Linked DNA regions of Mus musculus: regions 2, 3 and 4 are each linked to region 1. The links are chromatin loops, found by intact Hi-C in ENCODE. Cell type or tissue: left cerebral cortex. All regions are shown on one strand. Region 1 holds the start of Pcbp1 (poly(rC) binding protein 1). Region 2 has its middle 20 kb from the start of Gm46963. Region 3 overlaps C87436 (expressed sequence C87436). Region 4 holds the start of C87436 (expressed sequence C87436).

Evidence for each region. A loop is a pair of places that touch in the nucleus more often than their neighbours do. Peaks named below come from ENCODE experiments on the same cell type or tissue, not always from the same donor. Only the 100,000 strongest peaks of a DNase experiment are listed, where the experiment ranks them.
Region 2: it touches region 1 in a loop (8-fold over the local background); 4 of 42 quality-filtered maps call a loop at or near these places.
Region 3: it touches region 1 in a loop (9-fold over the local background); 24 of 42 quality-filtered maps call a loop at or near these places.
Region 4: it touches region 1 in a loop (6-fold over the local background); 6 of 42 quality-filtered maps call a loop at or near these places.

Annotation. Positions count from the first base shown.
Region 1 is chr6:86,522,568-86,530,567 of GRCm38, forward strand. It overlaps Pcbp1 (poly(rC) binding protein 1), which reads right to left and starts at 3,622. Exons shown (of 1, transcript NM_011865.4): 1 at 1,913-3,622. The coding sequence starts at 3,348. The coding sequence ends at 2,278. It overlaps 1600020E01Rik (RIKEN cDNA 1600020E01 gene), which reads left to right and starts at 4,763. Exons shown (of 5, transcript NR_037960.1): 1 at 4,763-4,866; 2 at 5,324-5,407. It overlaps Gm38676 (a long non-coding RNA gene), which reads left to right and starts at 6,197. Exons shown (of 2, transcript XR_869219.1): 1 at 6,197-6,839; 2 at 7,891-8,000. In left cerebral cortex, CTCF peaks have their summits at 4,728, 7,104 (motif pointing right) and 7,314; DNase peaks (open chromatin) are centred at 170, 887, 1,288, 1,682 and 5 more places; H3K4me3 peaks cover 4,851 bases; H3K27ac peaks cover 4,879 bases.
Region 2 is chr6:86,580,223-86,588,222 of GRCm38, forward strand. No RefSeq gene overlaps it. Among named protein-coding and RNA genes, the nearest start is that of Gm46963, 20 kb to the right of the region's middle. In left cerebral cortex, a CTCF peak has its summit at 4,536; DNase peaks (open chromatin) are centred at 4,164, 4,654, 5,121 and 6,000; H3K4me3 peaks cover 965 bases; H3K27ac peaks cover 3,192 bases.
Region 3 is chr6:86,468,366-86,476,365 of GRCm38, forward strand. It overlaps C87436 (expressed sequence C87436), which reads left to right. Exons shown (of 10, transcript NM_001364557.1): 10 at 1,381-2,023. The coding sequence ends at 1,589. It overlaps A430078I02Rik (RIKEN cDNA A430078I02 gene), which reads right to left. Exons shown (of 3, transcript NR_131126.1): 2 at 4,428-4,536; 3 at 1,912-4,124. Among named protein-coding and RNA genes, the nearest start is that of A430078I02Rik, 8.5 kb to the right of the region's middle. In left cerebral cortex, CTCF peaks have their summits at 3,929 and 4,964; DNase peaks (open chromatin) are centred at 3,994 and 4,705; H3K4me3 peaks cover 1,903 bases; H3K27ac peaks cover 2,292 bases.
Region 4 is chr6:86,435,785-86,443,784 of GRCm38, forward strand. C87436 (expressed sequence C87436) reads left to right here and starts at 2,890. Exons shown (of 10, transcript NM_001364557.1): 1 at 2,890-3,063; 2 at 7,943-8,000. In left cerebral cortex, CTCF peaks have their summits at 2,045 and 3,068; DNase peaks (open chromatin) are centred at 1,815, 2,120, 2,618, 2,845 and 2 more places; H3K4me3 peaks cover 1,887 bases; H3K27ac peaks cover 2,168 bases.

The sequences.
Region 1 (8,000 bases):
CCTATGTCTATCTTCATGGCTCCCAGTGTGTATCCTGGTTGATGCAGCTTCTTAGCCTGTAGTAGAACCTCCTTCCTTGGATGGCTTTAGTGGTTGCTCCTGCCTTTCTCCAAGGTGGGAGCCATCCTATGCTTAGCTGCCCAGATTATCCCACAATTACTAGGCATGTGGTGAGGAGGGCTCGCCTGAGTTTGGGTGCTTGTTAGTACAGTTGAGCTGCTTCTCTCTCCCAGGGACTCCAGCCACTCTAGCTTATCTGGCTGTGTTTGAGGACTCAAGTTTGTTGTCCACTGGCTCTGATTAATGCTCAATTTCCAGAAGACACTGTACTAGGTCCTCACTGGCCTCACTCATGTCCCTCTTGTCACTTAGCCAAATATAAGTACGTATCTTTTTTCTTTTTTTTTTTGGCCTAACTATCTCTAAACTCACACTCTGTAAGCCTGGCTGGCTTCAAATTTTTATATTTTTTATAATAAAAATATACTTTTTTTTTTTGAGGCAGGGTCTATGTAGCCCTGGCTGGTCTGGAACTCAAAATATAGGGGCCTCAAACTCAAGAGCTCAGCTTGCTGAGTGCTGGGATTATACACACACCTGGCTAGTAGACATCAGTTTGTCCCTATCTTTTAGTCTGTATATTCTAGGCAACACCTAGAAGTAGGCCCTCTGCAATCTAGTTTATTGCGTTCTAAAACTTTTTGTCCCAAGTTTAGGAAGTGTGTTCCTCCTGTAAGACCTTCAGTATTCAGTGCTTTGCTTAAGGCCACGAGGCAGAACCAAGTCTGTTTGATAACCTGGGCTCTTCAGCAACATAGCAGTGAATGTAAATCTCATTACCAAGGAACCTCAGAAAGAGGCCTGCACCCCAACCCCCATTCTGTAGAGAAACAACAAATGTTTATTGTGGATAACTCCACCCTCCACCAGGGATTCCTTTGCCTGGGTTTGACTGCCCACTACTCTAGCACCTAATTGTCTAATGTTTTACTGTTTGTTGGGTCTAGTGCTGCTTGTCAACACTTTATGCCCTTATGTCCAGCCTAGACTCAGCTGATGGGCACTTGGTTACTAGGCATTGCCACTGCCGTTCTCAAGCTGAAGAAAAACTCAAAGAGATCTAATGGGTGTTAAAGATGCAGTTTTCTGGTTCAGTGTGTAGTGGGACTCAGGAATCCTCATTTGAACACCCTGGACTGGTCTACATTCCTGGGAGGACTGTCCCACTTAGGCAGGATTATTTCCTGCAGTAATTAACTATTGCACACAGCTGAGGAAAATCACAAAAATACCCCTTTGTTTCCCGGCACCTCGCTTGACAGGTGTAACCTTCTGACGGGCTACTTGCCACAGGTGCATGGCTCCCTCCCCACGTGGTCCTTCTGTTGGGGTCAGCCCAGACTCAAGGCCCTCCAATCCCCCCCCCCCTTGCAGCTGTGGCCCTCCTTTCCCCCCTTGTGCTTCCCCTTCCTCCTAGTCCCTGCCCCCCACCCCCACAAGCCTTCCCACAGATTATTTTATTGTTCCTGGCCAAGTTTGCCCCGCGGGATGGGGGTAGCGGACAACGGGCTAGACGCTCTCCATCCACCCTGTCCTGCTGAACGGGCAGTTTTTCCACCCGAGAAAAACCTGTATCTTCCACCAGAGAAAAAGGCAGAGGCCTCTCTGGAACTAGGTTGGATATGTCACTCCCAGGAAGAGACCCATCTTTTGTAAACATCCCAAAGCAGGCCCAACCTGCCGTTCCTTTGTTGGGGCAGAGGGAGGGGAATCTCAGCGATAAGGCAAGAAAAGCTTGCAAGGAACAAGGGCGGGCCACCCTTCTCCCCCTGGCCGCCAAGCACCCCATACTTAAAACAGGGAAGGGAAAGAAAGCAGCAACCGAAGAATTTAAGATAGGAATTCCCAGCTTTCAAATACGAAGCATTTTTAACCAATCCATTTGTTTAATTCTTAAATTCTTGACATTACAGAACTAAACTGAAATTTATTAACATTCCACTCTTACATTTCTTATCGACAAACAGAAAATAAAATCCATGAGCCAAAAAAACCCAAACGAAACTAAAAACAGGGAAAAGCTTATAAAACTAAATATGGATCCCAGCATTAACGGCTGAACAGAGAATGTGATTTTTCTTTAAATTCTTAGCGGATGATAAAGTGTAGAAACTGAACACTTACAAATTATTTAAAACCTGGAATTACCGACCAGAAATTACACAGTTGGATCATGGGAAACAGCAGGAAGGGGGTTACGAGCGAACCTACGCTGTTCTAGCTGCACCCCATCCCCTTCTCAGAGGAAAGCCTGGCATTGATTAGATACTGGGCCAGGCTAATACTGGCAGCCGAGCCAGTAATAGTGACCTGCCTTCCAGAAGAGCCTTCCACCGGGTTGGCAATTTTGATCTGGGCCCCGGACATCTGGCGGATCTCATTGATGTTGGCGCCTTGGCGCCCGATTATGCAGCCGATTAAGTTATTTGGAATGGTGAGTTCATGGGTGGTTTGAGTAGATGCATCCAAACTTGCCCAATAGCCTTTCACCTCTGGAGAGCTGGAGTCAATTCCGGCGAATCCCGTCCCGCCGTGCATCATGGCAAAGTGAGACTGTTGTCTTGCCACCTGGTTCAGCTTGGCCAGATCCAGCGGAGAAATGGTGTGTTGTCCTTGAATCGAGTAGGCGTCTAGAGGTGGTCCCTCCAGGTCGTGGGTGGCGTGGGGGTAGCCCGCCGCGTCGCTGCAGCGATCTTGGCCGCCCGCGCAGATGACTGGCGAGCTGGCCGGCATGGGCTGGTACGGGATGGTCATGACTCTCCCCTGTGGAGACTGGGAGAGCGTCTCCAGCATGACCAGGCAGATCTGCTTCACACACTCGGTGACGGACTGCGGCACGCCGGCGATAGTGATAGCCCGCTCGGTCGAGTTGGGCAGCATATCCCCCGCCACCTGGACCTGGGCCCCGGTGCTCTCGCGGATCTCCTTGATCTTGCAGCCGCCCTTGCCGATCAGGGAGCCACACTGGGTGGCGGGCACGACCAGCCGAAGTGTGACCGGGGGCCTGCTGGCCGCCGTACTGTTGGTCATGGAGCTGTTGATATCTTCCTCCAGCTTGTCGATGATCATGGCGAAGGCCTTAAAGATGGCATTGGTAGGCCCAGTCAGCGTGATGATCCTCTCCGGGCAGTTCCCCTCCGAGATGTTGATCCGCGCGCCGCTCTCCTCGCGGATCCTCTTCACCGACTCCCCTTTCTTCCCGATGATGCTGCCTACTTCCTTTCCGTGCATCAGCAGCCGAATGGTGAGAGTCACGTTGAGTCCGCTTTCAGTCACACCGGCGTCCATGGCGAGCGGCGGGCGGCGTTCGGGAGTTGGGCTCGTTACGTGGTCAAGTCCTGGGCGGCTGGCGGGGGAGGGGAGGAGTAGGCCCGAACTGCCGGCGCGAGGCGAGCGGGGGGCCGCAGGAGCGGGCGGGCGCGGGCGGGAGGCCGCGGCGGCGTCGCAGGACTGGCGGCGGCGGCGACGGGGGCGAGCGGGACCGGGAGCGGTCGACGGGCGGGTGGGCGAGGGCGCGGCGGTGGCGACTCCGGCGGCAGCCTCGGCGGTCTGGGCGGGGCGGGAAGCCCGCTTTCAACCCCGCGTACCCTCTGACCCCGGAAGTGCTTTCCGCGCAGGACCCCTAGGAGAAAAAAAAGAGGACCGGCTTTTTTAGGTCACAAGACTGCGCCAGCGCGCGCGACCCTTGAGAAAAATAACCCGGTGGCACCGCCGTCGGGTTGAAAACGGACAACGTGGGCAAAACTGGGGACCCGGCAGAGATTGAGAGGGAGCACGTGTTTTGTTAACCCTAGCGGCTCCGGCAGGGGACTGGGAAAATATACTGGTTTTGTGCCGGGGACAGATAATTGTTTCCCGGTCCGCCCAAGGATTCGATGGCGGAGCGATACAGGCATCGGCGGAGGCCGCTGCAGGCGGGAGCTAGGCCGCCGCGGGTCGAAAACGTGCGCGGGAGGGGACCAGGGCGCATGCGCGGCAGCGAGGGGGGGCGCGAGCGGCCCGCGTTGGCTTCCGTGGGGGGAGGGGCGGCGAGGCGAGGCGCGGCCCGGCGGCTGTGCACGCGCTCTGCTGGGCACGTGGGGCCCCTTCGTCCCCGGCGTCCGGGCGCCTGGTCCCAGCCCCCACCTTGGCCTCCGTCCGGCGGCTGCGTCCGCGACGCAGAGAGACTCGAGCGAGAGTCACCCGCCCCGGCGAGTGCCGCTCGGGCTAGTGGCGTTAGGAACGGGGGCCGCTGGAATGGCGTCCACTTACATAATGCTTTGTTTGCACTTGGTCGGCTCCGGTTAGGGAAGCCCTCGGAGGCGCTACCTCCTGCCCTCGTGTTTTATGTCCCACGATAGTTCCCGAGACCTTAGAGGAGCGGTGCGCACTGACGGCGTGCCGGCATGGCCCCCCGCATGTCCGCGCTGGCTCGCCCGCCGCCTGGACCACGCTTTCGGGAGGCGGCCAAGCCTGGGCGCCGCCGCCATCTTGGGAGGTCGCCCTGACCGAGGCCTCCCGCCGGGAAATGGCCCTCGAGACGCTGGAGAGCGCCTTGTGCTTTCTTTGCCGGCTCCTCGTGCCGCCGCCATAGTCAGCCTGGAGGAGGTCGTGTGAAGGAACGTGTTGTTTAATACTTGGCCGAAAGGACCAGCGTGGCGTTCCTCACCCCACCGCCACCCCACCCCCGAGCGGGGAGGGCTGGCGGCCATGTTTCCCAACAAAATGGCGACACGTGTCGCCATCGAAAAATTGGGCCGGGTCTGAAAGCTCTAGAATGTGCCTTTCATCAGTCTCAGAATTTCCCATAGGATGAAACAGCAAGAGGTGCTTTTGGAAGAAAGTTAATTCCCTTGGTGGGCAGGAGAATAAATAAAATGCAGGCCTGACACGGGATTTTTAAAAAACTGAGTAATGGCAGGCAGGTGTGTGCCTGTGTGTGTGCGTGCGCGCGTGTGTGCACAGTATGTAACCAAGTACCCAAGCATCTAGAAAAAATTTCTAGTTTTTTTCTAGATGTTGTACAGGTGGTGCTGTAACTGATTTAAGATTGTTATGCCTAATAAGCCATAGAATGGCAATGTCTCACTATTCAACTGTCCAGTGATCCTAAAGTTCACAGTTATGTCCACTTTTCCACCTTTACAGTCAAGAGGAACAGATTGTGGGTGTGGGTGTGCCACAGCAGATTCCATTCTAAACATTTTATCCCATGCAATATATATTTTTTTTAATTGAAAATTCCATGAAGTGGGTATTTATTTCTCTTTCTTTTCCCCAACAGAGCAAGACAATCCCAGAGAGATGAATGAAGTGAATGACCCAAGGTTACACAGGATGGAACCTATATCTTCTGATTTCTCTACTGGTGAGCACCTTTTGCAGATTTTTTTATTTGAATCAGAGTTTTAGAATTTAATTTTGCTGAGCTGGTTATCAGACATAGGATCTCTAACTTTTTAGCCAAGCTGTCTACCACTACGCCACAGTTTTGTGTGTGTGGTTTTTTTTTTTCAGTGCAGAGGCACTGAGCTCTGGATCCTCCTGTCTCACTTCACAAACACTGGAATGACAGGATGTGCCACCACTGGCATGTTGAGGGCATGGTAGGAAACACCTTTAATCCCATCACTGGGGAAACAGAAACAGGTAGATCTTTGAGAATTTGAGGCCAGCTGGGGCTACAAAGTGATACCCTGTTTCAAAAAAAAAAAGAGAAAGAAAAGAACTGACTTGTGTGAACTTGTCATTTCTAAAGGAGCCACTCAGAACCCCCCCCCCCCCCCCCCCCCCCCCCGCCCCGCACCTGTTTGTATGTTCCGTGCCTTCACTTATTCCTGGTGTTAGTGACATTTGTTTAGGCTCAAATATTATTTTACAAAGCCTCTGGATGAGGACAGGAAGAGGATGTGATTCAGGCTTGCCCAAAAGTTCAGTATCTGTTCATCTGGCCTCATCTGAGGCCCATTTCCCTCCACCTGGCTCCAAGGGAGCAAGCGAGCAGTTCCCTAGAGACTTGCTTTCCTCAGTTGCTTGTGGATGGATTTCTGGTTTCTCCATCCCAGTCCTTTAAGCAGATAAAATAAGTTACTTTACCTGGTTCCAATCATCTATTTCTCTTTAAATATTGACAGAGCATGGAGGAATATTAGATAAATCATAACTTGTGACTCCTCAAACCATGCGGCCTTCACTATTCAGTGTATTCAATTAAGTTCAATGTAGGTCATAAATCAGCTTTTTTCGTAAAAGCAGCACAGATGCATGTGGTATGGAATTATAATTACAGAGAGGTTATAACCTTCATTTAAATTTGTTAAATACTCATGGAAATGAGTGTATAGTTAGGTATGTTTAAATTTATTAAACTCACCTGGTCTAGAAGGTGAGGGTACTTCTCAGGAATAGACTCAAGCTCCCAATTAGGTCAGCTATTTCTACCCATAATTCCTAAAATCATGTACTGAAGTCTGCAAATAGCTATTTATTAGGCTCACATTTAAAAATTAGGTTGGGTTTTTGTTGTCTTGTTTTAAGACAGGGTATCGCCATGTAGCCCTGGCTAGCCTGGAACTTCTTTTGCAGACCAGGCTGGCTTTGAACTCCGAGCGATTCATCTGTCTGTCTCTGCCTCTCCAAAGTTCTGGGAATAAAGATGTGTAGCACCACACATGGCAAGCAAAAGAAGACTTGGGGGTTTTTTTGTTGTTGTTGTTTTTCAAGAAAGAGTTTCTCTGTGTAACAGCCCTGGGGCTGTCTTGGAACTTAGTCTATAGACCAGGCTCAGCTTGTACTCCGATGTAGGTAGTGGATAGCGCAACAAACATGTACTGGAGTGGCTGTGGCTGTGTGGGTGTCGGAGAGAAGAGCTTTTTGATTGAAATTACATTTAGATCACATGTCAAACTTTTCTTTTTTCTTATATATTTTTAAAATTTTTGTCTTTTTTATTTTTTGGATTTTTTTTTTTTAAGATTTATTTATTTATTATATGTAAGTACACTGTAGCTGTCTTCAGACGCACCAGAAGAGGGCATCAGATCTCATTACGGGTGGTTGCTGGGATTTGAACTTTGGACCTTCGGAAGAGCAGTTGGGTGCTCTTACCCACTGAGCCATCTCACCAGCCCTGTTTGTTTGTTTTTGAGACAGGGTTTCTCTGTGTAGCACTGGCTGTCCTGGAACTAACTCACTTTGTAGACCAGGCTGGCCTCGAACTCAGAAATCTGCCTGTCTCTGCCTTCCAAGTTTTTGTCTTGTTTTGTTTTGTTCTTGTTTTTGTCTTTTGAGACAGGGTTTCTCTGTATAGCCTTGGCTTATTTATTTTATGTATGTGAGTGCACAGTAGCTGTCTTCAGACACATCAGAAGAGGGCATCAGATCCCATTACAGATGGGTGTGAGTCACAATGTGGTTGCTGGGAATTGAACTAAGGACCTCTGGAAGAGCAGCCATCTGTCCTGTCCAGCTGGTGTCAAACTTTTCACATTAACATTATGTTACCTCTGTCCAGAGCTTTAGCAGACACACAGTAGCAGCTATGACAATACCAGCATGCAGACCTCAGTGTGTACCACACTGTCCTGAGCATTGCAAGATGTTGGAACTCAAGGCTAAGCACAGTGTAAAAAGAGAAATATTATAAGAAATTTAAATGACTCGCACATATGTATACACACAGATATATAACAAAACTATCATAAAAGAGAATTGCTACTTGAAATATACTCTAGAAATTTCTGCGGCCCCCCCCCCCCCTTTGTTGTTTTGTTTTTCGAAACATGGTTTCTCTCTATAGCTCTGGTTATCCTGGGACTCACTGTGTAGACCAGGCTGGCCTCGAACTCAGAGATCCGCCTGCCTCTGCCTCCTGAGTGCTGGGATTAAAGGCGTGTGCCACCACTGCCCGACATGCCCATTTCTTTATAATTAAATGCCCATCCGCAAGTGATGACAGATAC
Region 2 (8,000 bases), 58 kb after region 1:
GTTTCTTTGGGCCTTTTGTGGATGACCCATTCAAAGCTGGCCAGGGTTTTCATAGGGGGCTCAGAAGGCTGGAATATAGGTCAGAGGTGGGGAGGAAAAGGGAGTGGGGCTGGGGTGGGTTGGTGTCAGGTAATGGCGAGAGACTTGTGGGAATTCTCTCCAGCTCCTGGTGTGTTGACCGTTGGGTAATGCCACCTAAGGAACCTGGAGAGACAGGGAGGACTGTAATTATGAAAAGAATGGCCCCGGTGGGCTGAGGAGAGGTAGAGATGGGGTCCAAGGGAGACCAAAGGAGAGCCTTGGCGTCGCCTCGGCACGCCATACTTTACAAGCCAGTTCTCCTCACTTGGTTGGACTGCTTCACCATAGATCTATGGCAGTGTCCCAGGGTTGCGGGTTCTGCAGGACCACCCAGGCTAGGGGATGAGCCCGTCAGGGAGCAGTTGCAGGTCACTGTTGACTCCTGGGTGGTGTCTGTCAGCCAAGTGGACATCGGCTGGAGTGGAGTTAGATTGGGGACGGAAGGTATTAGCCCGGCCGCTGTCTGAAATCTGCACCGAACTCCTCATTCCAGAAAAAGCAGCTAACATGTGTCCGGACAGCTGGGGGAGACTCGGGCCTCTGAGGCACAGCAAGGACAAAGCCTGAGACATTATCAACACGAAGAAGTATGAGATGAGACAGAAGTGTCCTGGAGGAAAGAGATCAAAAGCGAGGAGGAGCTTGGGGGCCCAGAAGCGGGAGCAGGATCAGATTTCTCCTGTGTCCGTCCATGGCTGGATCGGTGGAGATTGCGTGGAGATGTTTGCAGCTCATCCAGAGCACGTTTAATCTATATTTAGAAAACAACCAAAAGGAATTTAAAAGTTGAGCCTGTGACTAAAATTTTTAGCCCGTGACTATGATAATTTTTTTAAAAAAGGTTTAGTAGCCAGTGGTAATTATAACTGCTACCAAGGCCTAATAACTTATCAGTTCAACTTTGAACTCTGAAGTCTTAGTGTTGTGTGTGGTCTATAAATCTCATTTTTCACATGCCTTAAATCACTTCCTCAGAACTTTACAACTTAGGTTCACACACCTTAAATTATGTCCTTAGACCTTTACAAGTTACATATATTTTTTTTTAAAGATTTATTTATTGTTATATGTAAGTACACTGTAGCTGTCCTCAGACACACCAGGAGAGAGCGTCAGATCTCATTATGGATGGTTGTGAGCCACCATGTGGTTGCTGGGATTTGAACTCAGGCCCTCTGGAAGAGCAGTCAGTGCTCTTAACCGCTGAGCCATCTCACCAGCCCAAGTCGCATACACTTTAAACTTCTTTTTTAATCTGGAAATATCTGATCATTTCCATGAGACAGAAGAGCTAGATTACTGGGCGCAGTCACTGGAGGGCAACTTCTTTTAGATAAAGGGACAGTGACAAAGCTGTGGTCAGCAGCAACAGCAGCAGCAGGATAGCTTCAGTTGGCTTTTACACTGAAACCTGTTTTGTCAGTTTCTCTTTTTCTGCAAGAGGCTTGTTACTCTAGGAAAACCACACCTGGCCTTTACATGTGAAACTAATTCAGGCTGGCTGCTAATTGAGTTTCAGTTTTAAAACCCTTATTTTTTTTTAAATTTAATTAAAATATTTTATTCATTTATTTTGTCAGTATAAGAGGACAATTTGCAGAAATGGGTTCTCTCCTTCCACCATGTGGACCCTGGGCTTGGTCACTGGGCTTGGTGGCAGGCACCTTTATACCAGGTGAGCCACTTCTCTGGCTCCTAAAGCCCTTTTTATTAAAGAGACTTAGGTAACTAAACTATTATTATTATTAATTTATTTTTATTTTATGTGCACTGGTATTTTGTCAGCATGTAAGTCTGTGTGAAGGTGTCAGACTTTAGAGAGATAAAGAAATCACTTAAACTGACCAGGGCCAGTTGTGCTGCTGAAGGTGGGAGCTCCGTCATTCACTGTTGGGGTTCCTTTACCTTCATGGGTGCCGGTGAGAAGACTCAAGACTGCTTCTTGATGCTGTCAAGGGTAGACTCTAACATGGATGGGCCACAGCGGCCTGACTCCATCCAGGCAGGAGGATGAAGAGCAGCCAGTTCGGGATCCCATGAGGGGACTCTGCTTTTCCGAGGGGAGGAGAGAGCCCTGCTTGCCACGTGGTCTGAGGTGTTTGAGCAGAGGTTGAAGGGACCACACCATGTGTAATAAAGCCCCTTTGTTTCTGTACTGCCCCAGGGAATGCGTCTTTCTTTCTTTCTTTCTTTCTTTCTTTCTTTCTTTCTTTCTTTCTTTCTTTCTTTCTTTTTTTATTAAATTGGATATTTTATTTGTTTACATTTCAAATGTTTCCCAGTTTCCCCTGGTATCTATTGTTGTTTTGAGACAGGGTTTCTCTGTGTAGCCTTGCCTATCTTAGAACTCCCTCTGTAGACCAGGCTGGGCTTGAACTCAGAGAGAGCTGCCTACTGTTACCTCCAAAGTGCTGGGATTAAAGGTATGGGCCATTATTTCCTAGCTATCTATCTGTTTTTTTATTTATGTGAATGTCTGCCTCTGTAGAGCCCAAAAGAGGGTGTCAGGACCCCTAGTGCTAGAATTACAGGCTGTTATAAACTGCCTAACATGGGTGCTGAGGACCACATGTGGGTCCTTTGGAAAAGCAGCAAGTGCTCTGAACTACTGAGCCAGCTCTCCAGCCCCAAGCACATGATATTTTGTGTGAGTTTGTGTGTGTGTGTGTGTGTGTGTGTGTGTGTGTGTTATTTTTGATAAAGCATGAAGAGAGCTGAATCCCAGTCTGGGGCTGCTTAGTGCAGAGGGGAGAGATCACTCTTATGAAGTGAGCTAGGCAGTCAGAACTCCAGCAGGAGCCATTGGGACTTCTCATGCACTTGGGATAAGGGGTCATCAGCTTTAAGAACATGCCCAAGGACATGCCTGCAGCTCACACCCGATTGCTGCCATCCTAGTGTTCAGATGTATAGTCAGGTTTCCCTGCTAACAATCCTTTCTGACCAAAGAAAGCCAGTTCTAGTTCAGATGCCACACAGAAAGGTCTTGGTCACACCCTTCCATCCCTGTGAGTTACACAGAAGCCCAGGATGCTGGCCAAAGACCCAGAGTGGCAGCCTTCCCAGCTACGGCCCTCGGGGTGAAGGGGTGAGAAGAGCAGTAAGTTCTTGGGACTTGAAGACTAAGGAGACATCACTGCTCCTGTGAGTGCAGTAAAGCAAGGGGCAAGCCTGGGCCACACTTGACAAGTATTCTTAGGGAAAAAGACCTGGTTAATGGAGAATTTTAAAAAATTAAATGTATATGTTTCTTTTGTGTTTGTGTGTATCTGTGTTGGGGTATACACATGCCACAGTATGCTTGTGGTAGAGGCCAGAGGACATTTGGGGGTCAGTTCTCTCCTTTACTACGGGGATCAAACTCAGGTCACCAAGCTTGGTGCCAAGTGCCTTTACCTACTGAGCCATCTTGCTAAGCCTCCGGTGTCACTTCCTGTGACTGTTACTCCAGGCTCTGAGAGCTATAAGACCCGTAGGCTTTGGCTTTTTGGTGTACTTCCTCCTGTCATAGTTAAAGAACTCTGTTTCTCATTTGAGGACCAGTCTCAGGGAAGGTCTTGGTGGCCTTTTTTTTTTTTTTTTTTTTTGAGACAGGGTCTATTTACATAGCCTTGGCTGGCCTAGAACTGGCCGTGTAAGTCCAAGCTAGCCCCAAACTCAGACTCACAGAGATCTATCAGCCCTGGGTACCGGAATTAAAAGCAGGTGCCACCACACCCAGTTTCCATTTTATTTGAAGAACATGTGACCCGTCAGTTGGAGCGTAGTGGCTGGGGAGTCAGAGCTTTCTGGGTCTTGGTTATAACTACTGAGAAATATTCCCTATTTCTTAAGGTGGAGTATAAGGTCCATAGTAGATGGCCGTCTCTGCACCAAGATGTCCAAGATGAAACAGACACAGAGGGAGGTTGGGCTGAGAGAGGGATCTAGATGCCGATTGCTGTCTGCTGAGCGCCTGAGGTGGGCCCAGCTGCCTTCCCTTTTTTTCCTTATGACCATTTGATTTGGATTTTCATCAGCCAGAAATGTTCATGTATAAATTGTACACAGTCCTCGCTGGGCTGGGCTGCAGCCTTCTCAGCAGGTCTTTTTGGCTTAGAGTGCTGTCATTTAGACACACGGGCAGAGCCTAGGGAATCTGCATATGGAAAGCCCTGGAAAGGTTAAGTACAGGAGTCAAGGAAGCAGGAAGTGGGAGGACCCTGAACGCCTGAGAATGACCTCTGACCCCTCAGCTTTGCCTGCCCCTGCTGTATGCCCTCAGCAGCTCCTTGTCACCACCGATCCCGTATGATGGTATTGTAGCAGACTTTTCTCTCTGTTCTCTCCCAACACCCCCAGTGTGTGACACTCCGCAGATTTGATTAAATGAGTTATTACAGATTAGACTGCCCTGCCCCTCTGGATTCACAAGGTTAGGACGGGGCCAAGATTGGCAAATTCAGGGAGAGAGGCTGTCCCCTCTGTGCCTCCTGCAGTGCCACGCTGCCAACATGCACTCACTGCCAATGAGCACAGAACGCCTCCTCTGTCTAGTGGGCCGCAAAACGCTTAACCAGCTGAGTGGTGTTCCAGACTAGCATCTTCAGAGCTTTGCAGGGGGCGGGGGTGCTCTTTGTGCCCACAACGCAGCTTCCTGGCTCTGTGTCCATTCTCCCGATCCTGCAGGAATGTTTCAGAAGCTGTTAGAGGACAGGAATTAGTGTTTGGAAAGGTTGGTTCATGGCTCTGGAGACTCCATTAGGAAGAAAATCAAGTATACGGGTGTCTGGGCAAGGCGCCCCTTCAGCACCTTCGGTTAGAGTCTGAGCCCATTTCAATACCTCCTCCTCCCGGCCAGGCTGCCGGGGCTCCCTTCCCCCAGAGCTGCAGTTCCTGCAAGGCCGTGGGGGAGGGATTTCCCAGGGCCCGTATGACTCCTCTGGCAGTTGGCAGAGGTTTTTGTGCTGGCCAGTCCTTCCTGTCACGAACTCCAGGGATTTTCTGCCGTTGCCAGTCGTGCTTCGAGTCAGCGATTACAGGGTGGATTATGTAATGGTTGGCTGTTAAAAATAGAAAGGACCACGGTTTGCATCTATTTTAATCAAATCAAAACAGCCAAGGGAGGGAAGGGAGATGGGGGAAGGCAAAGATCATGTGACAGGAGGACGTGGATTGTGTCACGTGACAGACTAACAGCACAGGATTGCTATGCCTCTGTTCTGCCTGCATCATCTGCCAAAAATCCCTTCGGAGGATCCCTGGTTGCCTGTGGGTATCCCCTAGCTCCGACCAGCAGAATGTCATGAGTTGGAAGGCCTCCTATTAACGCTTGGCCTGTGTTTGGATTCTGTCCTTTTCAGTCAGCGGGTTTGTCTTATTGCAGTAGAGTCAGGAACTGGCTGATGGGGTCTTTGGCACCCCACATCTCTATCTGTCCTGCCACACAGCCACCCCTACCTCAGATAACTAACTCTTTGATGTAATTTTAAAAGATGCCACCGGTAAAATGAACCAATTCAAGCCATATTTTTTTTTTTAATTCCCCCCCCCCCCATTCATTGGGAAGCTGCTCTTGTATTTACTGGCCCCAAGGACCAAGGCAAGAAAGTTGACATGGAAAGGGAGAGAGAAAGGAGAGGAGAGAGGGGAAGAGAGCGAAAGAGTGTACACACAGAGAGAAGGAGAAGAGATGCCCAAATGTCTGGATTATATAGGGAAGGGCCTCTGGGTAAAGGGCAGCCCAGCCCCTGGGCTGGAAAGTTCAGGGTTGGGAGCAGGTTGTGCCACGTAGGGACTGAGGGATGCTGGGAGAACCTGGAGGCCAGGTCTGCTTTGCTGTGTAAAATATGCACCTCAGCCCCCGGTCCTGGGTCTAAATCTAAAGATCCCAGCCTTTTGTTAATAATAAATGACTAATGGGGCAATGTGATGTCTATGACTCCTTCCTGCTGACAATGGGGTGTCTTTGGGGGCGGGGCAAAAAGCTGGACGTCCAGGAAGCATGTCCAGGCTGTGGGAGCATCAGGGGTTAGGGGTGTGCAGGCCCAGTTGAAGCATCCTTTGAGGTTGGCCAGAGCCCTTGTGGGTAACTGCTTTGGAGCTGTCCTGACGCAGGCTCTGAGTCTGAGAAGCAGCTGGACTTGGCAGAATGCTGGAACAAATAAGTTTGTTAGAGCAGAAGATAAAGTTACGGAGTTAGGGAGAAAACTTTTTCTGTGGGTGTACATTTGAATCTCTTTGACCTATGATCTTGGGAGTTGGAGGAGGAGGATGGGTGGGTCCCAGGATCAGGGAAAGAGGAATAGATCCCACCCTCAGGAATAGGCAGGTGGGAGGGAAACAGGCTGTTGATTGACAGTATTTATCTGTAGTCTGACCTGTGAGAGGCAGAGAGAATCATTCTACGTTTACAACAGCAGCACGGCGAGGGGAAGAGAACGGAAACATTTTCCTTCCTCCCGTGTCCCTTAACTCACTCTTGTCACCATCTAAGGTTTTCATGTCCTTAACCTTCATAACCTCAAAATCTTACCAACCTCAAAACACCTTCTTAGACCCCCAAACATTTTCTTAGAAACTTTCATACCCTTAGATTTTACGTAAACTTCAAACTTTTCGCCTTTTCTTACCTACCCATCATGAGGCACAGGTGGCTGATCATGGGAGCAGATGTTGTAAAGTGAGTTCCTTTAGATAAAGTTACTTCTTTCACCAGTTTAGCCCTCAAGCCTCTCAGAGACCAGAGAAGGATATACTGTGATCTAAATTGCCTATGAGAGCACAGCTTCAAGACAGAAGCCCCTAACCCTGCCATATCCCCCCTCCACTCCCTTACCCTTGGGATTGCCACCCCAAAGTCCCTGACACAGGGGTCCCAGGACCACCTCCAGTCTGTTCTTGTGCGACTACAGATGGCAGCAGCCCTTTCCGTTCCTTGCTGCACATTAAGGATATTGATGGTTTTCCAAAGTAGCAGTTCTCAGTCTGTGGGTCATGGCCCCTTTGGGGGCTAAAGGACTCTTTCACAGGGTCAACTATGTCCATCAGAAAACACAGATATTTACAATTCATAACAGTAGCAAAATTAGTTATGAAGTAGCTGCAAGATAATTTTATGGTCGGGGTTTACCACAACTCGAGGAACTGTATTAAAGGGTCCTAAAGCCTTAGGAAGGTTGACAACCATGGATCTAGAGGGACACTTTAAGTGCCAGGTAGGTGTAGCAGGGTGGATCCTTTTGGAAGGGGGACTTTGGAGGGCTTGTCTGAGTATCTCAACCAAAGCAGGCCTTTCTGTGCCACCAGGAGAGGCCCCCAGGGATGGGAGCTTTGAACTCATTAGGTGACTATGGTTCTTGAGTCTGTCTGGAGCCCACACAGAGTGATTCTCACCATGGGGATTAGAGTTGCTCTGAAGAACATGGACGCCAAGCAGGTTTGCTGAGGTTAGAGAGAGACTGAAGGTCTGGGCACTCTGTATCTGTGCCATCACAGCCATGCTCGGCGCTTTTGTCCTTGGTGACATTCGAACAGCTTTGGGGACCTGCTTCTGCATCATCGGTCACTGTCCCGGGTCTTGAGCAGCCTTTGCGATCCTTGTAGGTGTTTACTTTTCTGACATCTCACTTTTAGCCACGCTGTCACCAAAGGCTCACTCTGTGAAGACTCAACAGACATCTGGTGAGACCAGATTTTAAGTCTTGGAGTTTGTGTGTGTGTGTGTTTGTTTTGAGACAGAGTTTCAAAAACCATGTACCTTGAATCTCTTGGATGATGGGATTCTAGACATCCAAGAGATGAGTCTGGGGAATGACCAAGATATGCCATAGGTAGGCATCAGGACTCCACCTGTGTGCTGCAATTCCTCCAGCTGAAGTGTGTGGAGGGAGTGAGGAGAGGGCAGGACTCAGGGAGAGGTGGCTCACCTAGAGCCACAC
Region 3 (8,000 bases), 54 kb before region 1:
ATGTCTGCCAAATGAGCCGGACAGTACCTTGACACACACAACTCTGCAGCCCCATGTCACAAACCTCAGGTTCATCTTGGGAGTGCTTCCTTCCTGACCACTGTGAGAAGGGAATAGCTGACAGAGTGAAGGGATGGGGCTAAGAAAGGCCGCCTGTTTGGGAATAAAATCAAGAGTAAAGACTATATATGCATTACTGTCAGGGTATTTTGTCTTTCTTTCTCTTTGTTTTGCATTTTTGTTTGTTTGGTTTTGGTTTTTCTGTTGTTTGTTTGTTTGTTTGTTTCAAGACAGGGTTTCTCTGTGTAACCCTGGCTGTCCTGGAACTCACTTTGTAGACCAGGCTGGCCTCGAACTCAGAAATCCTCCTGCCTCTGCCTCCCAAGTGCTGGAATTAAAGGCATGCGTCACCACCGCCCGGCTTGTTTTACATTTAGTTGTGTTTAAAGGGTGGTTTGTATTTCTGTGTGCTCAGTTGCCATCAATGGTTCCCTGGGAGCTGGAGCTGTTAAGTGGTTGAGAGCCACTGAAGCTGCTGGGAAACAGGTCCTACAGAAGCAGCAGACACTGCTCATCAGTCACTCAGCCAGCTCTCCAGCCCCTAGGTGACTTTTTTTTAAAAAAGCTTTTTCTCCTGAAAGACTTCCTTTTAAAAAAAGATTTATTTGTTTGTTTGTTTAATGCATATGAGTACACTGTAGCTGTCTTCAGTCATAAGAGAAGAGGGCATCAGATCCCATTACAGATGAATGTGAGCCACCATGTGGTTGCTGGGATTTGAACTCAGAACCTCTGAAAGAACAGCCAGTGCTCTTAACCACTGAGCCTTCTTCTCTCCAGGCCCCAAGACTTCCTTTTTATTTTTTGTTTTGTTTGTTTGGGTTTTGTTTGCCTTTGCAGAATGGACTTGAACCCTCAGTCCACCTCCAGATCGCAGGAGCTGGGTACCCTGGCATATGCAGTGCCCAGCTAAACTCTCCATTTTATCTGGCAAAGGGCAGTCATTTCATTTCAAATCCAGCTGTGAGTCTAGCCTTCAACACCAGTAAAACCTGAATTGTTCTTAACTCTGTTGTCATAGTAAAGGAGTTGTGTGTGCCACAGCATGAATGCGTAGCTCGGAGGACAACTGGGAGGTGGATCTTTCTGGCCAACCTTCTGTAGGTTCAGGAGATTTTACTCAGGTCTCCAGGCTTGTGTTCCCAGTGCCTTTACATTGAACCATCTTGCCAGCCACATCTAGAGTTATTATCTACTACACAGTAAATATGAGTACATCCTGAGCTCCAGTGAAGACCCTGTCTAAAAAACCATAAAAGCCAAAACAAAGAAGGGAATAAGTTGACTCATACTAACCGGCCTCCCCCTTTCACTCTGTAGGTAACACTTCCCCAGATCAAAAGGAGCCAACGCCCTTTATCATTGAGTGGATCCCAGATATCCTCCCACAGTCCAAGATTGGTGAGCTTCGAATCAAGTTTGAGTATGGTCACCACCGGAATGGACATGTGGCTGACTACCAGGACCCAAGGCCACCCATGGACCAACCTTTGGAGCTGGCCCCTCTGACTACTATCACTTTCCCTTGAGGCAAATCAAGAGTATTTTGCAGAGTTTGCACATCCCAATCCCTGAGGACTATAAATCCTAGTAGCACTTATACGATCCCTGCTAACGAACCACACTTGGCTAAGATGCAGTTACTCAGCCCATCCATGTGTGTTCTGTAGAAGAAACTCTTGTAAATAGCCTTGTGTGTACAGTCTTCATACAAGTCGGGCACTTATTTCTGACCAGAGTTTTAGAAGAAACAACAAAAATCCAGCTCACTGGCTTCTCATGGATTCACCTGCAGCTTGTTTTTCTGTAATTCTCCAAAAGTCACAGCACTGGATCTTAGCCAACAGTGTTGGAAAGTTAACGATGCCCTGGGCCGAGCAGGGTCCTCTCTCTCTGCCCAAGAGCTCCAATCACTCTTTATTCTGATAACAAAATAAAGTACAGTGTCACTAGTTTTTCCAAATGGTGCCATTGATGTCATGATTTTACAATTAGAACCTGTGGGAGAATTTATCTTGTCAACAGGAAAGTAGGCAGTGCCAGGGGATCAGCAACACATATTCACCACCACCTCCACCCACCCACCCCACACAACAAGGTTTCTCTGTGTAGCCCTGGCTGTCCTGGAACTCAGTAGACCAGGCTGGCCTAGAACTCAAGAAATTCATCTGCCTCTACCTCCCAAGTTCTGGGATTAAAGGCATTTTTAAATTTATTGTTATTATTTTATCATTATTATTATTCAAAATTAAGAGCAGCTGAGCACTCGGGAGGCAGAGGCAGACAGATCTCTGAGTTTGAGGCCAGCCTGATCTATACAGTGAGTTCTAGGACAGCAAGAACTACAAAGTGAGAACCTGTTTTTTTTTTTTGTTTTTTAAAAGCAGCTGATAAAATTCAAAAGTTCTAGGTTCACTCATCCTAGAACTAAGATGGTGGAGGAAGTGAAGATTTGCCTTCTAGGAGAGGAGGAAGCATTTTCTACACACCTGCCATGACTTCCCTTTACACTATCATGCCAGTCAGTTTTCCCACTGAGTCTTCATTTTTCCCTGGGTTCTAGGAATTACTCTTCCTGAAGTCTCACTGGGGCTACAGATTGAGTTCTACACAGTACTAAAATTATGTTTAGTTTACTTCTACGTATATATTCTTTCAACTTGAAATACATTGGTTTGATATGCAGGGGTTTTTTTTCTCTCTCTCTCATGCTTTGCCAACATGTATATATGAACACATGGGTGCCTGGTGCCTTGGGAAATCAGGAAAGGTTGTTGGAGCGCCTGCAACTGAAGTTAGGGAGGATTGTGAACCATCATGTAGGTGCTGGGAACCTAGGTCCCCTGGAAGAGCAGCCAATACTCCTAACTGCTGTACCATCTATCTCTCCAGCCCCTTGATAGGAATGTCTTATAACTGATAACTCTGTTTTAATTGTAAATGACGAAACACCCAGCTCCAACCTGCTTGGAGGGGGGGGGGGGTGCCTTGTGTTTACAGTAAAGGCTGGACAAGCACCTTGTGGAAATGGGGTGTGGCCAGGCCATACAAGCCCTTGGGACAGTTCTAGCCAACTGTCCATTCAGTTGGGGCTTAACTTGGGGCAGGCCTGTGACTTTGATATTACCATTTTCACGGTAGGGCTTGATGCACAGTAATCTGTCAAACCAGTACTTATAGGACTCACTCTGGGATCTTGTTGAAATGTATATTCTAGCTGGTCACTATGGTGCACACCTTCAAGGGCAACCTTGTCTACATAGAACCAGGTCAGCCAAGGTGAGACCCCGTGTCAACAAAAGTGTCTATCTGAATTGTAAGCTTTAAGGCAAGGTCCAAGACCTGCATTTCTAGGAAGCACCCTGACACTGTACGAAGTGCTATGTGAAAAACTGCCTTTCAAATAACAAGGTTGGTTCCCAAAAGGATTTGTGACTTCCTTCCTGCCTTCCCTTCTACGGCTTGGTGTGGGTCCAGCAGCTATGGCTGAGGCCTGGACTGCGCTCCTGAATGACTCGGGATACTCGGGATACTCTGGACTAGTTCGTAAACTCCACGTCTGCATAATGACACAGAGCATCACATGCGATCTGCTGATGTGGCTGAAGATGGTGCTTTCTGGCCCATCCTGAGACACAATTTCGGTTAATGACAAGGGCAGAGAATGAGTATGATCCTCAAACTTCCCATGACCCGCAGCGCGACCAAGCAGCCAGGCAGTTTCAGGAGACCAAGTAGAGCAAGTAAAGAAGCCACGTTTCTGCCCACACCGGTAGAGGGGAGAAGCCGGAACAGCACGCGGTCACGTGGCCCCGCGAGGTGACGTCACCACGCTGCCGCCGCACGTCGCTTCCAGCCACACCGCCACTGTTCTTCCGCCAGGCGGCGCCGCAGGTTGGTCACGCGCTTTGTGCACAGCCGCGCTGGCGCTCCGGACACGTCACCACCTTCGCGTCCTTTCTGGAGAGCGCGGGAAGGAGGGCGCTGCGGGTGGTGACGTCACCGGGGTTCCCTGCGAGCTCGCGTGGGCGGGGCTGGGGACGTGGCGACCGCCGAGTGTCGAGCTGGAGGGGAGGAGACAAGGGAGACGAGGGGGATGGGTAGGGGAGAAGGGCCGAAGGGAGTAGGAAGGGGTGGAAGATGTAAAAGAGGTGGGGGGTAGAGGAAAGTGGCTGAAGATGGGAAGGGGGTGCGGAGAGGGGGTAGGGGAGAGCCGGGAAGGAAGGAAGTGTGGAGACGAGGGGAAGGCCGGAAGAGTTGGGGGAGGGGATTGTTTAAGGGGAGAGGCGAGAAGGAGGGGTGGGAGAGAAAGGAGGAGATAGTAGGAGGGACTTAGAAAGCCTGCCCTCCTTTCCCCTCCAACGCACCTTACACTAGCACAGCTCTTGAGGCCTCCAAGGTGTCTGTGGCTCCTTCCCGCAGTAGACCTTCCTCCAGGGCAGCCACGTTCTGCCTCCTTTAACCACCATCAATCACCTCAGGAACAAAAGGAATGGTACCTCAAAAGACTTGGTAGTCCCTAACCTTAACCAAACCCGGGAAGGTTTTGTGTTCTGTTCCCTGACTGTTAATAGAAGATTTTCCTCTTTACCGCCCCAGTAAGCCTCGAGCCCTCTGGGTGGCAAAGGGGTTAGAAATGGGACCTGCTTCAGAACTCAAGGTGGGTACCAGAGTTTACCCGAACACCAGTCTAATTCTTTGTCACTGGCGGCACAGCACTGACGAGTGACCTTGAGGTACCCTTTTGCCCCACAGTCCCTGACTTCCAGAAAGAATGGAATAAGAAGCTGAGGTCTGGGAACCATCATCTGAGCTGAGAAAAATGGATTCCCTGTCCCCTTAGTAGGGACAGAGTTGAACTATGGCTACTTCTCCAGCTCTTATTAGGGTTTGGGCCTTGTGCAGAGTGAGTATCCAGCTCCTCCTGGAGGGTGTAAGGGATGCTGCGGCCGCCCGGCCTGCCTGCCTGCCCGCCATGGTCTCCTTTGGTCACTCCTGTCCTGTTTATTAGGACAAGGCTACCTTGGGCTTCAGATGAAAGACAGCATTTGAGGTATAATAAAAAGTAAGAACCCAGAGGGGAAGCAGTCCTTCCTTCATGGCCTTCAGCAGGGTGGGCTAATAATAGAAGGACTCTGTATTAGCGTATTTATCGGGGTCTAGCAGTAGTCACCCCTTCTGGACCTGTTATTCCTACAAACCCACAATGCCTGTTCTCCATGCTCTGAGCACAGCATCCTGTACATAGGTCTTACTAGAGAAGGCTACAGGCTGGAAGTTGAGTTGACACACAGCTTTTTAGCCCTAATTGTCTGGTCTTTTAAGATAGGGTCTCACTATATAGCCTAAGCTAGCCTCACTCTTGGGATGCCTGAGCCTTCTAGGACTGGAATTACAGGTATGCACTGTCCTGATCTCCCCTCTGGTCAAGATAATGGAAGAAGTGTGGGGGCAGACAGTTGAATGTGTGGGTGTTTTGTAGTAGTTCTTTGGAGCCCAAGTTTTTTAAGTAGATGCTTTTTTTGCTTTTTGTTTGTTTGTTGTTGTTGTTGGGGTTTTTTTTTTTGGGGGGGGGGTCAAGGCAGTCTGTGTAACCCTGGGTATCTATAGACCAGGCTGGCCTGGAACTCAGAAATCCGCCTGCCTCTGCCTCCCAAGTGCTGGGATTAAAGGCGTGCGCCACCACGGCCCTGCAAGTAGATGCTTCTTGACAGGCAGCTTCTGTCTCATGTCCAGAGACTTTCTGAGCCTAGTTGATAGAACCTGTGTAGATAGAACAAGACCTTTCCTCCTGCCTTGGCTGGAAAAGCAATGGTTCCTATCCTGAGTCAGCCATCGTGCTGTTGGGACCTGTAGGCACAGGCCCTTGGGAACAGACTGCTAAGGGTTTGAGCAGGACCTGAGTCTAATCATGTGTGTCAGGAACTGCCTTGGAGAGCTGGGGATGCAGCTTAGCTGGGGGAAAGCTTGCCCAATATGCTCAACGCCTTGGGTTCCATCCCCAACATCATAGAAACTGTGTGGTGCCTCCTGCATGTAATCCCAACATTCAGGAGATAGAGGTAAGAGCATCAAACTCTTCAAGGTCTGACCAAGCCAGCTCTGTCAGTCAACAGTGTCTCAAGGGAGGGAAGGAGGATTGAAAAGAAAGAGACAGACAGACAGCTTTATAACATGACTCCAGCCAGTGCTGAGGCGTTTATACCATTCTAGGTACTTGCAGAGAATAGGGTCAGTTCTTAGATCAAAGACAAGGGAACCAAACAAGATAAACAAAGCCCCTTGGTCACTGTTTCCAGGGGCTTATCAGGGTGAACAAAATCAAAGGAATCCCACACTTTCCTTGGCTGAGTTTACCTTGAGCTTTGCATCAGCCCAAATGTGAATTCTTATCTGAGCCTACTTCCTTGAACCCAGTGACAAATACTTGCCAAATTTCTATGAGTGGCCCCAAGAGCTCTCCACATAGGTCTGTCCCAGCTACTTAGGCACTTCAGAACCAGCCTGTGCTACTGGGAACCCTGGTGTAGAAAAAAAAAAAAAAAAGTCTGGAGAGCTGACTCAGCAGTTAGTAATATCTGCAACTCTTTACAGGACCTGAGTGCAGTTCCCAGCACCCATATGGTGACTAACAACCATCTGCTTCACCCTGACATTACAGGTATAAGGAGCATGCATGGTACACAGATACAAATGCAAGCAAAACTTCATACAACACTTTACAAATATTAAAAAAAGAACCATGAAGACCTAAAGGGAGTTTGGTCATCCTAAGAATTGAAGTAAGTGCTGCCTGGGCCTAACCAGCTCTTTCTGGGGAACTTGAATTTGATGATCTCCTTGGCTTGGTGGCTCCTGTGGCAGGAGAGAGGAGCTCCGGTCCACTGTCCTCAGTATGTTAGCAACAGCCAGTGTTTAGTTTACAGACTCTCAGCTCTGTGAACTGCCTAAGTAGATACTTTCTCACCTTGGACCAGCATGAAAGTATTTCAGCCATATTGGGCCCTTCAGATCAGCTCTGGCTGGGCAGCTGTGGGAAAGGACAGAGAGGGAAAGCAGGAAGCCTCCCTCCCAGTGCAAGGCAACCAGCATCTACTGCCGGCCTCTGTAGCTACGTTCAGGAACATGATATCAGCACAAAGCAGAGAGTAGGGAATTCTAGATGAAGGGTCAGGCCGACTTCTCTGGGTCAGGGAGGGAAAGCTGGCTGGGGGTGGGGAGGTGTTGCAGACGAGCACAGTACCTTGAGGTGGAGAGGAACCTTTACCACCACACTGGGAAAGTTGCCATTGGAACTGATACAGGCCTGGGGTCATCTGAGCTCTCAGCCGCCAAGTCCATGGAAAAACACGGCTGTAGTGGGAGAGGGAACATGGCCCTCACTGAGTACTTGTGCAGCCTTCACTGTCAGGCCCTGGGCTGGACATCGGCTACAGCAACGAAAGCTTTGTTCCCAAAATGTTTCTATCCTTGTGAGGAGAAACCGGACACAGAATATGAGAATGAGATGCAGTATGTCAGACAGTGACAGGTGCTGTTGAGAAAGTCAAACAATGGAGCAGGAGGAGGTGGAGCTGGTTCCCTCCTTGCTGCTTTTAAAGCAGGATGTGGGCCTTCTTAGTGGGCAGGACTACACCAAAGGGCAGCACACCACAAGCCCTCAAGCTCTTGCCCAGGTAGCTGGGATTGGAGATCTGTTTGAGCCTACCAACTTCTCAGCCACCATGGTTTCATTTAAGCCCCTTATGACAGCTTATAACTGATCTCAGTGCTCTGGAGGCTGGGGCAGGAGACCCAGAGTTTGAGGTCAGCCTAGGCAACAGCAGAGCGGATAGGGATGTGACTCTGTTGGCAGTAGTGCTTGCTTTGCACATACAGTGCCCTAGGTTAGATTCCCTGCATCATCCATAAACTGTACATAGGAGCACACACTTTTAATC
Region 4 (8,000 bases), 87 kb before region 1:
TTCTTGATTTCTTTTGTTCTGTTTTGTTTTGTGTTTTTGAGACAGGGTCTCTCTCTATAGTCCTAGCTGTCCTGGAACTTACTCTGTAGACCATGTTTGCCTCAAACTCAAGGATCTGCCTCTCTCTGCTTCCCCAAGTGTTGGAATTAAAGGAGTGTACCACCACCCCCGGCTTTCAATAATGAAGTCTTAAAGAAGCTGGGTGAGGATAGGGATATGGAGAGGTGGGTCAGCAATTAAGAGCACTTGCTGGTTTTGGAGAGGACTTGGATTTGGTTCCCAGCACCCACATAGGAGTATACATATGCAAACTGTTCTCTGCTGTTCCAGGGGCTCTGGTGACCTATGCAGGCCCAACAATCATATAAAATAAGTGATCCTAAACCCAAAGGGGCTGAGGTCACCCCCTAGCAGTGTGATCAGGAGGCTAGCCCTGGGTCCGCATAGGCTCAGGCCTACTTGGAAAGGGTTCTGAGCTCCCCTTGCTCCCTCATCTGCTACACAAAGGAATCCAACTCCTGTCCTCCAGTTTGTTTCTTACAACGTGTGTCTGGATGCGTGGGACTGACACCACACTGCTCTCTGGTCTTGCAGCCCTCACATAAGGTTTGGGCTATATTTACCTTTTTCAAATGGCACATAGGAGATCACTGAAACTACAGCAAGCCTTACAGTGTCTGTCAAGTCATAGTTTAGGTTTATCCTAGAATCCCATCTCCATTCTTCTGCAAACCCTTCAGTGCCACACTGACTTGTTTCTAAATGAACAATTATTAGGGTGGAGACAGATCAAAGGTTGATATTGGGGCTGGAGTGGTAGCTCAGCTGTTAAAGAACTTGCTTCCAAGCACCCAAGTGGTAGCTCACAACCATCTGTAATTCCAGTTCCAGAGGATCAGATGTACTCTCTGTCCTCCACCAGCACCAGGTATGTACATGCAGGCATAATACCTATATGCAGTTTTGAAAATTGTTCAATTTTTAAGGGAAATGACAAAAGATTAAACTAATACAGGTTGGAACAAAGTAAACACTGGCTACTACTAGTAGGTTGACAGGAGTCAAAGAAGTCCAGTGTGCAGAAAGCAACTACTATGTGTAGTCAGAGCAGGGAGAGAAGGAAAAAGGGTAAGGAAAACAAACTTGAAATCACAGCTGAACTCCTGATCCTTAGAAGGAGCCAGGTCCTAGAGGAACAGGAATATGCAGGCCTGTGAGGAAACACTTGAGGAGGAGGTCCACTAACTAGCGGGCAGCTGGCGTTGCCTGATACCACTGGGACATACAATGCAATGAATGGCTTAACTTAATATCCTGTTTTTTGTTGTTGTTGTTTTTTGTTTTTATTCGAGACAGGGTTTCTCTGTATAGTCCTGGCTGTCCTGGAACTCACTTTGTAGACCAGGCTGGCCTTGAACTCAGAAATCCGCCTGCCTCTGCCTCCCAAGTGCTGTGATTAAAGGCGTGTGCCACCACGGCCCGGCTTTTTGTTTTGTTTTGTTTGTTTTTATCTGCTTTTTTTGTTTTGTTTTGTTTTTTGTTTTTTTTTAAATGTCAGTTGAAAATTGCAGCCTGGGAGAGCTTGGTGTGAGGACACCCAAGTTGGCTGGTTCTGAAGACAGGGAGGTGAGGATCACAAGGTCTTTCATGAACCACTGCACACTTAATGAGAAAGGAGAGAAACAGCATCCAGAAAGATGTTGTCTGCATGTCTCTCTATTGGAGGGCTTGACATTGAACTATAGAACAAAGGAGAAACACTTCCCAATGCCAGGCAAAGAAATGAGGGTTGATGCTCTCTGGTCACCACTTGAGGCAGTTGCTAGGAACTAACTAGCCATGTGATCCAGGTATAAATATGAATGCTTTTGAACTTAACAGCAAATAAAAATTGTGGCGAGAGGAAACATCTCTTTTTTTAGTTCCTTCAGTTTCTGAAACAATATTAGAAAAATCTGATCCCAGAAAAGGGCCACTGTAACGGAGAAAAGTAAAATTTGGCTAGAGCAAAGCAATTGTGCCTACAGCGCACCACCAGTAGGTGTCCAAGCTATGGGAACACACCGGCCTCACCTAAGGCACCATAGCTTTCCGAGTGTTTCTGAAGTGCGGTGGTGGCACATGTCTTTAATCCCAACACATTGGAGGGAAGAGGCCCGCGGATCTATGTTCGAGACCAGCCTGATCTACAGAAAGAGTTCCAGGAAACACAATATTGGTGCCGGGGATTTACGATTCTGAAGAACAAATATACATAAAGTCTATTTCGGCTCTTTCCAAGGGGGGAGTCGTTCAATAATGTGTAAGAGCGAAGCGAGAGAAAACCATACAAGCTCAGGCGAGCTCTGCTTCCGATTCCAGTAAAACTGTTTTCAGCACAGAATTGTTCAGGTTCGATGTACTAGGGACCACCGGGAAGCCCTTGCTGGTGTGTTCTGTACGTTTAGGTAAAGCCACAAAGTGTCAGCACCCTGAGCCTTCTCTGTAGTTTTCCAAAAGAGAGCACTCCCCTGAAATACTACAAATCCCATGGTGCCACTTCAGCGGAGGTGAGCGGGCCCTTGGCGCACGTGGGCTGATCTGACCAATAACGACCGTCGTTACAAGCAAACAGTTTGGACGTGTTTGTAAAAGTCCGTTTGTAAAAGGAGAAGAGACGCGGCGAGGGTCGTCACCAACGAGATTCCTAGAGTTGCGAGGCAGGTAAGGGGGCAAAGTGGGAGAGGCCAAGCACCGGCGGAGCACGGCTTAGGGTGGGAACAGAGGCGGAAAAAGTGTTCGGGGAACTGCGTGTCGGACTGCTGACATTTTTGCTGGGCCCTCAGTTTGACGCCGCCGGAAGTGGGCGTTTTGCGCAGGATGCCGGGAAGCGGGTCGCATGGGAAGTGCGTTTTCCAGCCGGCCGTTCCCGGAAGCTGAGCTTAGGCGCGCTCCCCTAAACAACACCGAGGAATTGTGGCCCGGACTCTGTTATTTGACAGTGACCGGGCTGATTCTACAATCAGTAAAGGTCTGCGAGCTGTGACGTCTCGATCCAACCAGACAGTTTTATTCCTAAAATGGGTAAATAGCGCCTCCACAGGATCCCTTGTGTGAATGCATGCACTCGAATACTTCTTTCTTACTTGGGGCGGTGTTCACGTGCCCAAAACAGCGTCCCCACACCGACCAGCTCAGCGGCCGCATGGGACAGGGGGCAGCCTACCGCGCCTCGGGTTCCCTCAGCCAGCGCCAGGCGCTGCTCACCCTCTTGCTGAGAAGAGACAATCATCGGGAGACCCTTCAGGTTTCCAGCGGAGCTCCTTCACAAGTCGCGTTCCTTGTGTATCCTTTTTTAAGACAGAGTCTGCAAGCCGGGCGTGGTGGCGCAGCCTGTCATCCCAGCACTCGGGAGGCGAAGGCAAGAAGATCTCAAATTCCAGGACAGCTAGGCTACATAACAGACCTTGTCTCAAAAAGAAAAGAACAAACTGGGTATGGTGACGAGCTCCTTTAATACCAGAACTCTACAGGCAGAGACTGGCGAGTCTCTGAGTTCGAGGCTTCCCCGGTCCATCCCAGGACAGCCAGAGCGATACAAAGAAATCCTGCCCCCTACCTCCCGCCCCACCACACCCCAAAAAAGGAAAATAAGAAAAAAACTCTGTAATAATTCGTAGTGATACATGTTTTCAAATTCGAATAGTAAAAAAAATGAGATTAAACCTCCATTTCTCGGGTCTCAAATTACTGCTGAGGAAATAGACAACTATGCTGTGTCCTTAAAGTCTTTTCTAAAAAAAGATTTTTGTGTATGCATGTGTGTATATCCAGTGTGTCAAAGGAGTTGGACTTCCCAGAATTAAGAGTTTTAGGCAGATGAGCCCTGATGTTACTGCTTGGAACCAAACTTGGGCCCTCTAAAAGAGCAATACACACTTTTAACCACTAGCCATCTCTGCAGCCCCATTTTCCCCTTTCCTTTCCTTTCAAAACCAAGCATAGCATACACAAAGCACTAAGCTTTGTTACTGGTATACAGATCTCAACTGTTTTTAATGGCTTTACAGTCGCATCTTACTCAGCACACTGTACTTAGTTCTTTAATGGAAGTCCTTTTCCTATTCTGCAGGTACAAAATCTCATAGAGGGATATCTGTGATTTGGATGCCAGCCTGGTCCACATATTGAGTACAGCCAGGTGTACATAGTAAGACCCTATCTTCAAAAAAGAGGTGGGAGCTGGAAAGACCACCCAGTAGTTAAGAATACATACTGCTCTTGCAGAGGATCTGAGTTGAGTCCCCGGCACCCATGTCTAGTAGCTCACAAGCACCTGTAACTACAGTTCCAGACATATGCAGTGCAGCCTGTTGGCTATGGCTGCCTGTACTCATATGCACATAGCCTGACACAGGAAATAGGTTTCAGCCCCTTTGGAAACAGTTTTTCAGGTTCCGAAAATGTTAAGTGTACAAAGGAAATAGCTATGTTTACTATGATATTTACATTTATTGAAATATATGGCTCAACACTGTGGTCCATACATGTAGCCCTATCACTTAGGAGGCTGAGATAAAAGGATTATCTAGAGTTTAAGGCCCGCCTCAGGTACATAATAAGTTTCAGGTCACAGAGTAAAACCTTATCTTAAGAATAAATAAAAGAAATAGTAGCCGAGCGTGGTGGCGCACGCCTTTGATCCCAGCACTCGGGAAGCAGAGGCAGATGGATTTCTGAGTTCAAGGCCAGCCTGATCTACAAAGTGAGTTCCAGGACAGCCAGGACTATACAGAGAAACCCTGTCTCGAAAAACCAAAAAGAGAGAGAGAGAGAGAGAAGGAAAGAAAGAGTACATGGGTCTCAGTATATATATGGGGGGGGGGGTGGTCTTACTGGGGATCAAGTCAGGGGTCTTCTCCAGACTGAGCCAGTGTTAGAACTCGGCTGTACTGCCTTCAACCCTGTGCAAGTTTATGGGAAGACATTTTTCTATACAAATACTTGTCCCAGTGATCTGAGCTCTGTGTATTGTAGCCAGAAACTTGGGACTAAACTAATATTCTGTGGCTGATAAGTGGACAAACAAGACATGACTTACCTATACATTGAAATACTGAATTTAAAAAAAAAAAAAAAAAGACTTTACAGGGATTAGAGAAGTGGCCCAACAGTTAAAAGTGCTTGCTTCTCTTCAGAGTTCCGTTCCCAGCACTCTGGGATGTCATTATCAGGCAGCTTTTCAACTGCCTGTGACTCCAGCTTTGAAGGATCTTACACCCTCTCTGGCCTCCACAGGCATTTGCATTCACGTGTGCATATACAGGCAGATACACAACTAAAAATAAATCTTAGGAAACATTTTAAGGAACTGGGTGTAGAGGCTTTTATCTTTAATAATTAAGCTAATCCCAGCACTCAGGAGGCATCTCTTTAGATGCCAGTCTAATCTACATAGGCCAGTCTGGTCTACATAGTGAATTTCAGGCCAGTCAGGATTCCTTGGTGAGACTTTGTTCCAGAAACAAAACCAAAATACTATGTGTTTTATTTATAAGCTAGTACAAATATTCATGTATATGTGTATTTGGAAATTTGTTTCTCCGTTGTGTATTATACATTCTAACTTACATCTAAATATTTTTTCAAGAATTACAAGCAAATTGCCTTTTCCACCACTTAGTGAAAAAGCATTAAGAGGCAGAGAAGATGGTTCTTAAGTAAAGTTCCAGCCTTACAAGCACGAGGGCCTAAGTTCTGATCCTCAGAAGCCATATACACAGCCAGGCACAGAGACGAACCCTGTAATCCAAGCGCTTAAGGGGCCCTAGGCTTTGCTTTCCAACCACTCAAGACAAATCAGTGAAAGACCCTGTCTCAAAAACTGAGGTGGAAAGCAAGAAAGATAGCTCAGTGTAAAGAGCATTTTGTTCTCGAGGAGGACCAGGGTACATTTCCCAGGACCCACACAGTGACTCACAACCATCTGGAACTTCACAGGCACTACACATAGGTATAGCGCGCACACGCGCGCACACACACACACACACACACACACACACGCGTGCAAGCAAAGCATTCATATACATAAACCTTAAAAAAGTGAAGCAGTTGTGGTGGCACAGGTCTTTAATCCCAGCGCTCAGGAAACAAAGACAGGCAAATCTGGGAGCTGTTCCAGGACAGCCAGACAAACAGAGCTACAAAGACCCTGTTTCCAAAAAAAGAAAGAAAACATATGAAGCAATTGAGGACACCCACTGTCAGCTTCTGGACTCCTTACTTGGGACTGCACACACACATTTACATATAACACAGAAGTATTGAGTCAAGTGTAGGGGGTGGAGAGATGGCTCAGCAGTTAAGAACACTGATTGCTCTTCCAGAGGTCCTGAGTTCAATTCTTAGTGACCACATGGTGGCTCACAACCATCTAAAATAGGATCTGATGCCTTCTTGTGTGTCTGAAGAGAGCTACAGTGTTCTCATAAAAATTAAATATTTTAATTTTTTTTTTTTTTTGGTTTGGTTTTTTCGAGACAGGGTTTCTCTGTATAGCCCTGGCTGTCCTGAAACTCACTTTGTAGACCAGGCTGGCCTCGAACTCAGAAATCCGCCTGCCTCTGCCTCCCAAGTGCTGGGATTAAAGGCGTGCGCCACCACCGCCCGGCAATATTTTAATTTAATTTAGTGTAGAAGTACATGCCTGAACCCAGGCCAGCCAGGGCTGCATAGCAAGATTCTGTCTCAAAAAATAAAAAAAGGCCAGGCAGTGGAGGCACACGCCTTTAATCCCAGCACTTGGGAGGCAGAGGCAGGTGGATTTCTGAGGCCAGCCTGGTCTACAGAGTGAGTTCCAGGACAGCCAGGACTACACAGAGAAACCCTGTCTCAAAAAAAAAATTATATATATATATAGTGTTAAAAACATTGAACTTAAGAGGCTGAGGAAGTAATGAGAACAGTACTTGCTGAGTACTCTCAGGGCTCTGGATTTGCTACCACGGTACTGTATAAACTGTATAAACTGAGTGTGATGCTGCATACCTGTGATCCCAGTAGTTGGAAGTGAACGCTAGAGGATCAGAGGTGCAGAGTCATCATAGGCTGTACAGGGAGATTGAGACCAGCCTGAGATTATGGTAGCACATACCTTATAATCCTGCCACTCAAACATTGGAGGCAGAAAGATGAGGCGTTCAGGTCATCTTAGGCTACATAGATGTCAAGGTGGAGTGGTTAAGAGTCAGAGGACCCAGGTTTGGTTCCCAGCACTTCCACGGTGCCTCACCACACAGACATCCATAACGCCAGTTCTAGGGGATCTGGTGCTGTCTTCTGACTTCCATGGGCACCAGAGGTGCAATTGGTGCACAGCTATAGACGAAAGCCAAATAACGACTCATATACGTAAAAATGAAAGCTGGGAGGTAGTGACTCGGACCTGTAATCCCAGTGCTTGAGAGACAGAGGCAGGAGGATCTCTGTGAGTTCAAGGGAAGCCTGGTCCACAGAGTGAGTTCCAGAACAGCCAGGGCTACACAGAGAAACACTGACTCAAAAAATAAGTTTTTCAATGCAAAAATAATAAAATATAAGGCACTAAAAACATTATGTTTTACCATTAGGTAAAGGGAATGGGACCAGTTCTATACTGTGGCTTCTGTTTCGTCAACCTTGTGCAGTGGCATGACTGTTACTTTACTACTTTCTTGTTGAAAGTCTAAATGTGAAATTTCCACAGCAATATCTGACAGCTATTTCTCAAATGTCAGAATTTCAGACATAGACCCCATGGGGCCTTTGCGTGCATTGATGTTCTGGCACTGTAGACTGGCCCCGGGGACTTCCCATGGACTAAGCAGTCGTCAGCTAATGAGCTAGCCCAGTTCCTACTCTGCCTGTTTCTAAGTAGAAAGATCCATCTTTGCCATATGACAACTGTCCTCTTGTTTTGCTATAGGCTGCCAAGAGCTCTACCTAGAGGAGTTGGAATCTGGAACCCTGAGCAAGAGCTTTGC